Regions from separate parts of the Homo sapiens genome. Here region 2 is linked to region 1. Evidence: chromatin contacts called from ENCODE Hi-C data. All regions are on one chromosome and are shown on one strand. Each heading gives the region's core, a stretch centred on a gene start or an enhancer-like site at or near the end of the contact. The rest is flanking DNA. Distances are from core to core; before and after follow the strand shown.

Region 1 (6,347 bases), core at 2,158-4,657:
CTCCTCCACTGTTGGTGCCCCTTGCTGAGTCCCAGTTTCTTCTCACCCTAACTCTCAAACTTCTGGCTCTCTGGGGGCCACCTGAGAAAGCCGGCCTCTGTGTGTGTGAGAGCATGCTGGGGCATGCCGTGGTGGGGCCTGCCCTGTCCGTCGGAGAGGGTTAGGCCACCGGCAAGGGGTGTGCCATGAGGACGCTGGCAGAACCTCCCCAGCCAGAGCCTGTTGTGGATGCTGCAGCTCCCTCCAGGGCAGGTCAGCGTGTGGCAGCCTTGGGTTCCTTGCTGCTGACACAGGTACTGAGGGTGCTGAGGAAGGCAGGGATGGGCACTTGGACTGGGGTCTCCAGGAAGCTGAGGGGCTGGTGCTGGTGTAGGGTGCACCGCGCCAGGACGTGCCCGCCTCGCCTTAACTCTGGCACCTGGCTGCCACCCCGGCTCATTGTTTGTGCTTCGCAGGCTCTTCAGGCTCCCGCGTGCCACGAGAACCTGGTCAAAGTGGGCGGCTACATCCTGGGGGAGTTTGGAAACTTGATAGCTGGAGACCCGAGATCCAGGTGAGAGGCCCTTTGCGAGTCGGGGCTGTGTGCGCTCCGGCGGGCCTCTCGGTGGTCGGTGGCAAGAGGCGAGGCACCAGCTGGCCCTGCCGTGAGGCCTCGCAGAGCCGCTTCTGCTCCCCATCGGCGTCTTTTTGTTTTCCTTCAGTTGATAGAAAAAGCAGGGATTCTAGTAGAAAATGGAGACGTGGGGTTGATGGCTGACTTAGTGAAAGGGGCGTCTTTGCGGTGGGATCTGGAGCTGGAAGAGGGTCCCGACCAGCGGCCTCTGGTGCAGGCCAGGGGGTCTCGCCGCCGTCCCCCCCCCGCGGGGGCGTGCTGCAGCCTGCGAGGGGACGACGGTGTCCCTGTGTTGTGCCTCCCCGTCCCCAGCCCGCTGATCCAGTTCCACCTGCTGCACTCCAAGTTCCACCTGTGCAGCGTCCCCACCCGCGCGCTGCTCCTGTCCACCTACATCAAGTTCGTGAACCTCTTCCCGGAGGTGAAGCCCACCATCCAGGACGTGCTGCGCAGCGACAGCCAGCTCAGGAACGCAGACGTGGAGCTGCAGCAGCGTGCTGTGGAGTACCTGCGGCTCAGCACCGTGGCCAGCACCGACATTCTGGTAGGAGGCCCCCGCCCTTCGGGCTGGCTTGGCTGAGGGTTGGAGGCCAGGAGCTCTGACCAGTCCCACCCTGTGTTCTTTCCAAGGCGACCGTGCTGGAGGAGATGCCCCCATTCCCGGAGCGGGAGTCCTCCATCTTGGCAAAGCTCAAGAAGAAGAAGGGCCCCAGCACGGTGACAGACCTGGAGGACACCAAGCGGGACAGGAGTGTGGACGTGAACGGGGGTCCTGAGCCTGCCCCAGCCAGTACCAGCGCCGTGGTGGGTCCCTCACCTACTGTGCACCCAGACCTGTCAGGGCCTCACCCCCAAGACTTGGGACCAGCAGAGCATTTGCCTGTCAGGGAGGAGCATGTACTGAGAACCCAGGCTCTGGCTGTGGCTCTGGACACCCCGCTGTCCTGTCCTGGGGGCCACTGTCCCTGCTGGACACGCTGCTGTCCTGTCCTGGGGGCCACTGTCCCTGCTGGACGCCACGCTGTCCTGTCCCGGGGGCCACTGTCCCTGCTGGACGCCCCGCTGTCTGTCCCGGGGGCCACTGTCCCTGCTGGACGCCCCCCTGGCCTGTCCCGGGGGCCACTGTCCCTGCTGGACGCCCCGTTGTCCTGTCCCGGGGGCCACTGTCCCTGCTGCACACCCTGCTGGCCTGTCCCGGGGGCCACTGTCCCTGCTGGATGCCCCCCTGGCCTGTCCCGGGGGCCACTGTCCCTGCTGGACGCCCCGTTGTCCTGTCCCGGGGGCCACTGTCCCTGCTGGACGCCCCCCTGGCCTGTCCCGGGGGCCACTGTCCCTGCTGCACACCCTGCTGGCCTGTCCCGGGGGCCACTGTCCCTGCTGGACGCCCCCCTGGCCTGTCCCGGGGGCCACTGTCCCTGCTGCACACCCTGCTGGCCTGTCCCGGGGGCCACTGTCCCTGCTGGACGCCCCCCTGGCCTGTCCTGGGGGCCACTGTCCCTGCTGCACACCCCGCTGGCTTGTCCCGGGGGCCACTGTCCCTGCTGGACGCCCCTCTGGCCTGTCCCGGGGGCCACTGTCCCTGCTGCACACCCCGCTGTCCTCTCCCGGGGGCCACTGTGCCTGCTGGGCAAGGCACTTCCTTCAGACCGTCGTCTTGTCCAGCTCAGCTCACACATCCTCTGTGGTGCCTTGTTTTAGGGGAAGTGGCCGTCCCCTCTCCTACAGGACTGCCTCACCCAGGCAGCTGTCCTCACATGCTTTGTTGATTTAGAGAGGACCTGTCCTGCCCTGCTCTTCGAGGTTTTATGTAGTGAGTTGGGTTAGGTCTGGTTTTCCTTGTATGTGTGATGCGATGAGAATAATCCTGTAACAGAATGTGTCCTGTGGTATTTGTCAGGTGAGAAGTGTCGTTTTGAGAGTTGCGTTTTTGCTTGGCTCTGCTTGCCAGCTGTTCCCCTCTGCACTGTCAGGGAGGGCTCCTGTCGGGGTCAGGCGGGCTTTCTGTTTGTCCAGTTAGAGGACCTGTCTCTCCAGGACGCAGGTCCAGTGGTGGCAACCAGTGCTGCTACCCAGTATCGGCAGGGCTTTGTGGGGTGAGCTCCTGTGGTGGTGCCTGCCCTGGCAGTGTGCTGGTTGGGAGGGTGCTCATGTCGGAGTCCTGGCACTCCTTGGCGGGGACCTGCTTATGTGCCCCGGCTGACCATGTGTCCTGCCCCTCTGGCCGACAGTGCAGGGCCTGCCATGGGGCTGGTATCCAGGCTGAGCCTGACATCTCAATGAGCAGTCTTCCCTCCCCCTCTTCCTCCCTCTCCCCTCCCTCCACCTAGTGTCCTCTGTGCAGCCCCTGTCCCCCCGTGCCCTCTCTCTGTGTTGTTTGTGGCACGCTGCTGTGCCCGCCATCTGGAGGCTTGAATTGCCTGTGAGCTCATCCTGGAGTGAATGAAATGAATGAAAGATGTGACTCTTTCTCCCAAGGTGGGCGTCTTCCCTTCACGCCTGAGCACCTTCATGCTTATGTTTCTCATGTGCTCTGTAGAGCTGGTGACCTGCTTTTGACCCTGTCTCCTCCCGTGGGACGTCACTAGCCAGGCGCCTAGTGCAGCAGGCCTCTGTCACTCCTCTAATCCATCTCTCCCTCTCCTTTGGACATCTTGACATAGGTTTCTGGAGGCAGAAACTTGCTTGTGGAGATTTGTCTGTGAGCTGCCGGAGCAGGGGCCTTCCCGTGGGTGCTGGGCCGGCAGCGGCTCCGCCCTGCAGAGAGGAGGACGCGGCCCCAGTTGGGTGAGGAGGCGAGGGCAGGATGACGTGATCCAGGGGAGGCTGGTGTGCAGGGATTCCTGGAGGCCGGCTTTCAGCAAGGGCACTGTGAAGTCTTCCACGGAAACCTGGGATTGCCTGTTGGAAGCTGGGAAGGCACCAGGTGCTCTCGCTCCCCTCCAGCTGCTTTGACGTTAAGAGGAACTCGCTGAGGGAGCATGGAAAGGGGCTGTAGGATTGTCTTCAGTCTCTCTTTGGTTCTTATTTGATGTTTCTTTTTAATGTGGGTCCTGAGAAGTGAGGTGTGCCCATACCCCAGGCCTTTGATCACACCCAGGTTTGTCCGGCTAGGCTCAGGGTGGACTTTGGAGGGCCTGGCCTTGACTGTGTGGCTTAGGGATCAGATGGAAGCTTCTGGACCCTGGGAGTGAGAGCAGTGTGCTGCCCTCTGAAAAGGAGGATGAGGGTCCAGTGAGGTTCAGCATTTCTGTAAGGTGCCTTCTTGGAGGGAGTTCCCCCTTCAGGGCTCATTCAGTGGATTTTCTGAGTGTGGCTTCACTCCTGATGGTCAGTGGTGCCTGGCGGGTGGGTTCCTTAGGGAGGTGTCTGTGGCCGAGGCACGCAGCTCTGTTCTGAGCTGAGAGCTGTGGTGTGTGGGCACCTCCGTCCTGACTGAGAGCTGTGGTGTGTGGGCGCCTCCGTCCTGACCGAGAGCTGTGGTGTGTGGGCCCCTCTGTTCTGACCGAGAGCTATGGTGTGTGGGTGTCATTGCTATCCTGTGCTTTCCAATCTGTTCCCATTGCTCACGGGAGCCCCAGTGAGAGGCCCCTCCCTATGGGGAGACACTCCTGGCGAAGTTTTCTTGCTCAGGGTCTTCTGTATGGGCCGTGAAGGGGCCTCAGGGTGGCATCAGCACATGTGCCTTTCCCACGAGAGACAGTGGCTTTATCTTGGTGTCACATTGGCCAAAATGTCTTTTATTTAACATCATAGATGAGGCCAGGACATTTTACTTCTTCCGAGCATCCTCTTTCTGCACACAGCTCCTTGGGGGAGGCTGTGGTGTGCGTGTCCCCGGGTGTGCTGGGGAGCACAGGGGTGTGGGGATCAGAGGCTGCCTGGCTTCACATGCAGGAGCCTGGGGCCCTTGTAGGCAAAACCTTCACCCCTCAAGTTGTCCTGCTATTGGAGGGAGGAGGTGAACTGGTGTGGCCCAGGAGCCAGGCCTGCTCCCTGAGGAGGGTCTCCCAGGCCTGAGAGGATAAGGAAGATGAAGAACCTGAAGTGGGTGTTAGGACCCTACTGTCCTGGGGCCTTGCATCTGGCCTCGCTGTTACAATCTGTGGTAACGTTTCAGGTACAAATGCCTTTACTAGGGCAAAGGGCTTTCCTACTTTAGAAAGCAGTTAAAAGCCATAGATGGCTGGGCATGGTGGCTCACACCTGTAATCCCAGCGCTTTGGGAGGCTGAGGTGGGCGGATCACTTGAGGTCAGGAGTTTGAGACCAGCCTGGCCAACATGGTGAAACCCCGTCTCTTCTAAAAATACAAAAATTAGCCAGGTGTGGTGGTGTGTGCCTGTAATCCCAGCTGCTCGGGAAGCTGAGGCAGGAGAATTGCTTGAACCCAGAAGGCGGAGGTTGCAGTGAGCTGAGATTGCACCACTGCACTCCAGCCTGGGTAACAGAGTGAGACTCGGTCTCAAAAAAATAAAATAAAATAAAATAAAAGCCATAGATGTATTTGAATCAGTGCAGGAACCAGGGTAACATCTGTGATGAGATGCAGAGGAGAAACTGTCTCCATTTGGGCTGCAGGTGCATGGCCATGGCCAAGGCCGATGGCTTCCCACGCAGCTCACAGCTTTGTCAGGCTGTGGAGGCCACAGTGTTGGCGGGCGCTGTCCCCGGCGTAGGGAGCAAAGCGCCGCCTTCAGATGGTCTCATCGAGACACGCCTTGGATATTTTTGGGACTCTTCTCTGCCAGCTCCTCTGTGACCTCCCACCCTTGGAGCACATGAGACCCGTGTCGTCTTCTCTTGCAGAGGTGCTCCGTCACAAGAGCAGAGCCTGGGAGCCTGCCCCGTTTCTGACTGCCCCCCAATCCCCATTCTGACTCTCACCCGCCCCCATTCTGACCCCCCGCCCCCATTCTGACCTGCACCTTTTTTGCATAACACACTTTGTGATGCCTCATTTATCTTTGAGTAAAATTCATATATCACAAACCCACACATGTAGTTTTTTTGAAAGTACAGTGTGACACCTTAACTTTGCATTAATGTAAAATGGCATTCAGGTGGAGTCTCAGATAATTACAAACTAATTTTTTACCTTCTTAGATGTCCAGTGGAACATTCTAAAGTTACTCAAGACGAATCTTCAAGTTAGGGTGTCTTGTGTCTCTGTTTTTTGCCTGTGAAATGCCAATATCCTTGTGATAGTCAGAGCCCTCCACATCTCCAGAACGCTCTTAGCTGGGTGGGGGGTTTCTCCACCAAGAGCCCCTGGTGTATAGTGTCAAAGTGTGAGTGTTGCCAGGCTGTAGTTCAGTGGTACGATCTTGGCTCACTGCAATCTCCGCCTCCTGGTTTCAGTTCTCCTGCCTCCACCTCCTGAGTAGCTGGGATTACAGGCGTGTGCCACCACACCCAGCTAATTTTTGTATTTTTAGTAGAGACGGGGTTTCACCATGTTGGCCAGGATGGTCTCAATCTTCTGACCTTGGGATCTGCCCCCCTCGGCCTCCCAAAGTGCTGGGATTACAGGTGTGAGCCACCGTGCCAGGCTGGGTGTCCTTTTTATAGGGAGCATCTGAGTCCCTCTGGTGCACAGGCTGCTGTGGGGCAGGACCCGTGGAGCCCAGAGCAGGTCTGAGCTCCCAAAGTCAGGCTGCTGGGGCATTGCTGGGGAGCCTGCTGCCCTGTTGGATGGGTGAGCATGCGATGGACTGAGCTGCTGCTTGTGCCCTGTT
Region 2 (6,347 bases), core at 1,061-3,560, 54 kb after region 1:
TCAGAGCAGTGCTGAGTCCAGGGCAAACTACGCCTCACCATTGAGGCAAGACCCTGAGGGGCACTCTGCCCACCGCACCGTGAACTTTGAGTGGCGAGGTTTCTCGGTGGTGCTGGCGGGAGCAGTGCTTTTCCCAGCCTCTGTGAGCTCCGCTGCTCTTCCTTCCAATCCTTCGGGTCGTTGCTCGCCAGCCTTAGTCTCCTCCCAGGCACGTGCTGAGCGGGTTCCCTGCCAAACGCTCAAGACGGACCTTCTGCAGGTCTCCAGGCTTTGCTCTGGGCAGCTCTCTCCCTGCCAGTGTCCTGTGCACTCCAGCTGCCGTGGTCTCCCCGGCCTCTCATCTGAGCTCTTCCTGAGTTCTCCTTCCTGGCCCCTTGTCCTGGAAACCCTCAGGCGGTGACCTGGGCAGTTTAGGGCTGTTTCCTGTCTGCCATGGACTGAACGTTTGTGTCTTCCCCACCCTCCGGTTCCTGTGTTGAAATCCTGGTGCCCAAGGTGACGATATTAGGAGGTGGGGACTTGGGGAGGTGGCAGAGCCCTCAAGAATGGGGTTAGTGTCCTTACAGGAGAGATCCCAGAGCCGGGCGCGGTGGCTCACGCCTGTAATCCCAGCACTTTGGGAGGCCGAGGCAGGTGGATCACCTGAGTTCAGGAGTTCGAGATGAGCCTGGCCAGCATGGAGAAACCCTGTCTCTACTAAAAATATGAAAATTAGCTGGGCATGGTGGTGGGCGCCTGTAATCTCGGCTACTCGGGAGGCTGAGGCGGAGAATCACTCGAACCTGGGAAGTGAGCTTGCAGTGAACCGAGATTGTGCTACTGCACTCCAGCCTGGGTGACAGAGTGAGACCCTGTCTCGAAAAAAAAAAAAAAGAGACCTCAGAGAGCTCTCCCACCCCTTCTACCAGAGGCGAAGGGGACCCAGTGGGAAGGTGCCGTCCGTGAACCAGGGAGTGGCCTCACCAGACATCGAATCTGCCAGAGTGTGGATCTTGAACGTCCCGTCCTCTGCAGCCGTGGAGATGCGTGTCTGTTGCTTTTATGCCGCTCAGGCCATGGCGTTTCCGGATAGCAGCCAGGTTGGAGGGACCCGCTGTCTCTCTGGGACCACTCTCTTCGTCGCCTGATGTCCACCGTCTTGACAGATGTTGTTTCCCATATTTCCTGGAGTTTTTTAGTTGCTAAATCCTGGCCTCTGCTACTCTCTTTGCTAAAAATGCTAGTCCTTGATGAAATGGAATCTTGATACTTTAATACAGAGTGGAACATAGTCACTAAATAAAACCTGGAAAAATGTAGAAGAGTAGCAGGAAGAGAACACACCCCAGCCCCGCGGTCCACCCACCCGCAGTCCCTATCGCCACCTCCTGGCTCTGGTTTCCCTGCTCGTGGGGCTGGGCAGCATTGCTGCAACTCTTGATTCGCTTTCCTGGGGCCACCATAACCAAGCAGCACAACCCGGGAGATGGCTCAGAGTCTCTCTGCGTCCTGGGAGCCTGAGATCCAGGAGTGGGTGGGTTGGAGAATGGTTCTCCCTGGGTCACTCTGGAGGACCTCTTAAGGTGGACTTCTTAAGGGACCCCCGGCTCCCACCTTGCCAAAGAGCCTCCGAGCCACACCTGCCTCCCGCAGGCCTCCAGTTGGTGCCCACATGCAGCCCCCGCCGTGGGGTCACCCTGGGGTAAGGGTCTCTCCTCCCCTGCTAACCTTCTGCTGGGTCTTGGCATCCCTGGGATGAACCCTCCTGGCCTGGACCTTGCCGGCCCACATCAACCCCCAGCCCTCTGCTCCTTGGCCTCACCCACAGCCTGCAGAATGTAGGTGAGTTTCCTGATGATAATATAATAATAGCAATGATGATGATGATGATGATGATGGCAATAACAATGATGACAGTCAACACTGCCGCGTGCCGGGCTCTGGCCCTTTGCATGTCTGGGCCGGCTGTACAAGGCACTGCTGGGGCTCCCGGGCTGGGAGCCAGGGACAGGCACCGTCACAGCAGCCAAGGGGCCCCCCTACCACCCCAGCACCTGCTGGCCCTGAACCAGCTGCTCCTTGAGAGCTTTGACAGACTCTTCCGCTTGGCAGCATTTTAATCTGCTGGTGCAAGAGCCTTGTCGCTTCCTCAAAGCCTGTGCCCATGGCCGTGGGCAGCTGCCTGTCCCTGTATAGGCAGAGCTGCGTCATGCCCTGTGGCCCCAGGTCTGGCTCTGGGGTTCTGGCTGGGCGGGGCCTGGAACCTTCTGGGAGTCACCATTGACTGGCTGCAGCCACCGGCTTCCCAGCAAGGATGTCCTCTTCTGTAGGAAAATGGGGACGTCGGGAGCATTCTCTGGACAGCAGGAGATGCATGTCGACAGGCTGGCCCTGCCTCTTCCCACCCCAGAGTGGTGAGTGGGGATTCTGGGGACTTCCCTGGCCCCCATGGGCCTCGCGTGTCCTGGTGCCCATGTGTCTCCAGTCCCAGGGTCGGCCACGGTGTGGACCCCTCCACTTTCCTCCAGGCCTGAGGTGGGGCCCGGGCGGCCTGTCAAAGAAGAGCCCAGCCCAGACCCTCCCCAGATCCCTGGGGGAAGGAGGCCACCAGGCACCCTGCCTTCCTGCTGCCTGTCAGGGTGAATCTCAGGGGACCCTGGTGCAGGAGGGGCTGGCTCTGAGCTGGACAGGCCTCTGGGGTTGCCCTGGTGGCCTTCCCTCTCTCTGGGTCAGACGTGCCCAGGCAGGGAGGGTCCAGGCCATGACAGAGCCGGGCCAGCTGGGGACAGGGCATCCCCCAGTGCAATCCTTGTAGCGAACGGGTCCTAGAGTGCAGCTGGCGGGACACTCCCGCCATCACTGGATTTACTGCAGGTGGAGACGGGTTCTGTACCCACGTAGATGAGGAAACAGGCACAGAGAGGGGGCAGCCTGCCCAAGGTCACCGGGGAGGGAGTGGAGAGGCTGGATGCCCTTGGGCCCAGACTGCAGCCTCCCCTCCCCGATGTGCTGCGGCCCCAGTGTCCTGGGCCCCATGTGGCGCCTGAGCCCACAGGTGTCACCAAAGGTCTGAGTTGCGGGGACAAAGGCGGGGACAGGCCCGAGGTGCGGGGACAAGGGCGGGGATGGGCCTGAGGTGCAGGGACAGAGGCGGGGACAGGCAACCCCTGCGGTTCGAGGGGTAGGTGGCCACACGTCAGTCCCTGGGAGGGCCAGGCAGGAGGTGGGCCCAGCGGGGCTGGGAAATGAGGGGCCAGTGCCCCCACGCTCACTGCAGGGGATGTGAGAGGGCGAGTGGTCGCTCAGCCACACCCACACCCGTGTGTACAGGACCCACGCCCGCCCGCCTTGCTGTCCCGCCCGTGCACGGCTCACACAGCTTCTCCCATTATTCAGGCGCTGCCGGGCCCTGCAGGACTCAGATCGTCCCTGTGCCACTTGGCAGGGTCACCCTCACGCCTGCCCGGTGGCCCCACCTGCCCCACCTGCCCAGCTTCTCTCCCTTCTCAGTGCTGTCTGTCCCAGAGCCTCCCATCAATGGGGCCAGAGGGCTCTGGCCCGGCTGTGGGCTGACTGTTCTCCCCAAGATGCCTGAGAGCCACCCGGGCACCGGACTTGCCAACATGCAGGCACACGCAGGCACACACCTGGGCCACACGGCCCTGAGCACACGCCTTGCCCAGCCCTCCTCCGGGCTGTGGTGCGGGTGCCAGGTGCCACCTGCTGGCGGGCTACAGCATCACGGCTCTCGCCCTCCGGAACCTTCCATGGTGCCACACCAGCCTCTGGTCTGGCTGCAGACGGCTTGGGCTGGGCAGGGAAGCTTCCACTGTCGGGGAACCTGGGACCACAGTCTTTGCTCCAAGCGCCCTGGGCGGGTAGAGGCCAGGTCCGGTATGAGGAGCCCTGGTTCCCTGAGGTAGACAGAGCCAGGCAGACGTTGAGGAGACATGGGGGCTGTAGCCCTGGCCCCACTGCCCGACTCTCTCTCTGCATTTCGGGAGCTGGCAAGATCCAAGGGGGTCCCCAAGGCCCTGAGGCTGCACTGAGCACCCCTTTCCTGCTCATTTTCAGATGCAGCGGTGTCCTGGACCCCTGGGGAGAGGTGACCCCCCCAGCAGGAAGCTGGGCCTGGTTTCTGTCCCTCTGCAGCCACAAGGCCTGGCTAGGATGCTGGGAGCACCACACCCTGGAGACTCAGCTCACCAAGGACTCAGGGGCGGGGGCTCCCCTGGCACCTGGGAAGCTGGGCCCCCGGCCCCCTGGACTCCCACCCAGACACCATCTCAACCCAGGTCTGTCTGCTCTCCCCGTCACTGCCCTGGGTTCTCCACTCCTGGACCCGACCCTGGTCCTGGGGCAGTGTCCCAGCTGCTGTGTCCCAGGCCCCCCATCCACTGCCCTTGGCCCACCTTCTATGTGGCCCATTAGAGGGGTGTGGGGGCTGCAACCTGCTTCTGCTGAACCCCTAGGCCTGCCAGGGGGCATCAGGATTCTGCACAGAGAGGCAGGGGACCCGGCCAGACATGCAGGTACCCACGTACCTAATTCTGGGCCTTGGGGCAAGGACTGCGTATTTATCCTGGCCCAGGCAAGTCTGGGGGTGTCTGAGGGGTGGTGAGACGTCTGGGCAGATTGTCCCTGCCCTGCTCTGCTCTGCCCCACCCTGGCCAGCCCTCCTGGCTTCTCAAGGTGCTCCTGGCCACGATGGCACAGTCCCCCAGGCCCAAAATGTGCCCCCATGCTGCCCGAATGCCAGTGCGGGGGCTGGTAGCAACCAAGGCCATGCCCTCCCCTCCCCCTCCTGGGGCACCTGCCCCCACGCTGTGGCCATGGCTCCCTGGCTCCACCAGCTTCTTGTGACCCCTGAGGCTCCCCAGCTCCTGGCCCCCCATGGAGAGTTCCCTCCCCATAAGGGGGGGCCAGACACCCCCCTGTGCCCACTCCTTGGGAGACTGGCATTAGATCCTGGCTGTGGGACAGGCTGGGCCACTCTGGGGGTGAGACCAGGCTTCTCCCACCTGGGGGACCCATCCTGGCTCCGGACTTGGGCGGGTGACAGCCTGGGTTTCCTGTGTCCTCACCGCCCGCTTATCAGCAAGATGGGGATGTGGATGACAGGAGTGCTGGCCACGGAGGGCCTGGTGTGGGTGGCCGTCGGGACGAGGGTAGTGTGGGCGGCCACGGCAGTTGGTGCTACTGCTGGGAGGGGCCGAAGGTGAGGCCCTCCTGGGCTGTGGGTCCCTGTAAGCCACTGCCCCCGTGGGGTGTGCAGTCACCAAGCCGACCTGCTGCCGGGGTTCCGCCCCCTCCCTTTCCCTTCTGCTTCCCCGGCACCTGTGTCCCAAGCCTGAAGCCCTGTCCGTGTCAGAGGTGGCACCTCCCTGGGCACGGGCACTTGGACGCTGGTGCCTCCCCTGCTGCGGACCCCTTTGCTGTGGTCAGGGCCTCCTCCCTGCACTGGCCCCGCCTGTGACCGCAGGCCTGGCGGGGCCCTCAATGGCCACAGAGGGCACAGGCCGGGGCCAGGAGGGCACCGTCTCCTGGGGCACAGATATGCTGGAGTGAGCTATGGAATTGTCCATCAGCAGCGGCAAGCTTTGCTGAGCGCCAGCTGTATGCAGAGCAAAGGCGGGCCAGCCGGGAAGGGCCAGTGAGGACCTGGAGTCCCCAGCATCCCCAGGAGCCTGCACCCCTACGCGGGGGACGCCTGGGCAGCTCCTCCCTCCTCCACTCCCCGCCCTCTCCTCCCCTCCTTCCTGCAGTTCCCACAGCTGTTTGGGTGCCTCCCGTGGCGCCTGGTTGAGCTGCAGGGGGAGATGTGTGTGGACACTGCAACCCTCCCGAAGCTGGGCCTGGAAGAAATGACTTCCCCAGAACCTTATCTGGGCCGGAGAGGGGCGTTGGCAGCGGGGGTCTTGCCGCCTTCCGGTCCTCTGCATGCCAGGCACCACCTGGGGCCGGGCCAGGGCAGGCTGCCTGGACACCATGGACCTGCCCAGCTGTAGGGGAGGTGTGTCCTGCAGCCCTACCCGAGGCCCAGGCCTGCGTGGCTGAGAGGACTGAGGACGGCTGACCCCCTTGGTGACTGCCTGGGCCCAGAGGGGAGTTGGGGGAGTGGTCAGCTGGGTGTGGCCAGCCCTGGGGGAAGGATCCAGGGACTGTGTCCACTTAGGGATAGGAGGCAGCTAGCAGAGCCCTCCCAGCTGACCAGGGGAGGCCCTGTGGGCACAGGAGGGGCCCCAGGTGTAGGTACAGGTGCAGGGCTGTGCGGCTCTGTGTCACCCAGGTGGAGCGTCTTGCCCCGTTTGATGGCTGACAAAGTGCCCTTGAATGCGTCAGACCCAGCGTGGTCCCAGGGTCCTGAC

The links. Hi-C counts contacts between places; a loop is a spot of excess contacts on that map. Pooled maps may share reads with other maps.
Region 2: a loop to region 1 is called in a map of endothelial cell of hepatic sinusoid, with 10 times the contacts of the local background. The contact joins the promoter of LINC02688 here to the enhancer-like site in region 1. A Hi-C loop is called at or near these places in 2 of 168 maps with a recorded cell type or tissue (Caco-2 and endothelial cell of hepatic sinusoid), 1 of 37 single-sample maps with no recorded cell type and 3 of 50 pooled maps.

Annotation. Positions count from the first base shown.
Region 1 is chr11:992,829-999,175 of GRCh38, forward strand. AP2A2 (adaptor related protein complex 2 subunit alpha 2) reads left to right here. Exons shown (of 22, transcript NM_012305.4): 12 at 456-553; 13 at 926-1,157; 14 at 1,244-1,417. Among named protein-coding and RNA genes, the nearest start is that of MUC6, 41 kb to the right of the region's middle. RefSeq lists an enhancer at 1,456-1,980. Within about 2 kb of position 3,408, at least 2 of the 41 ENCODE cell types and tissues checked have a DNase peak (open chromatin) inside an H3K27ac peak, as active enhancers do.
Region 2 is chr11:1,047,570-1,053,916 of GRCh38, forward strand. LINC02688 (long intergenic non-protein coding RNA 2688) reads left to right here and starts at 2,311. Exons shown (of 4, transcript NR_160890.1): 1 at 2,311-2,393; 2 at 4,054-4,274. It overlaps LOC124902605, which reads left to right and starts at 2,123. Exons shown (of 4, transcript XM_047427955.1): 1 at 2,123-2,205; 2 at 2,310-2,393; 3 at 4,054-4,274.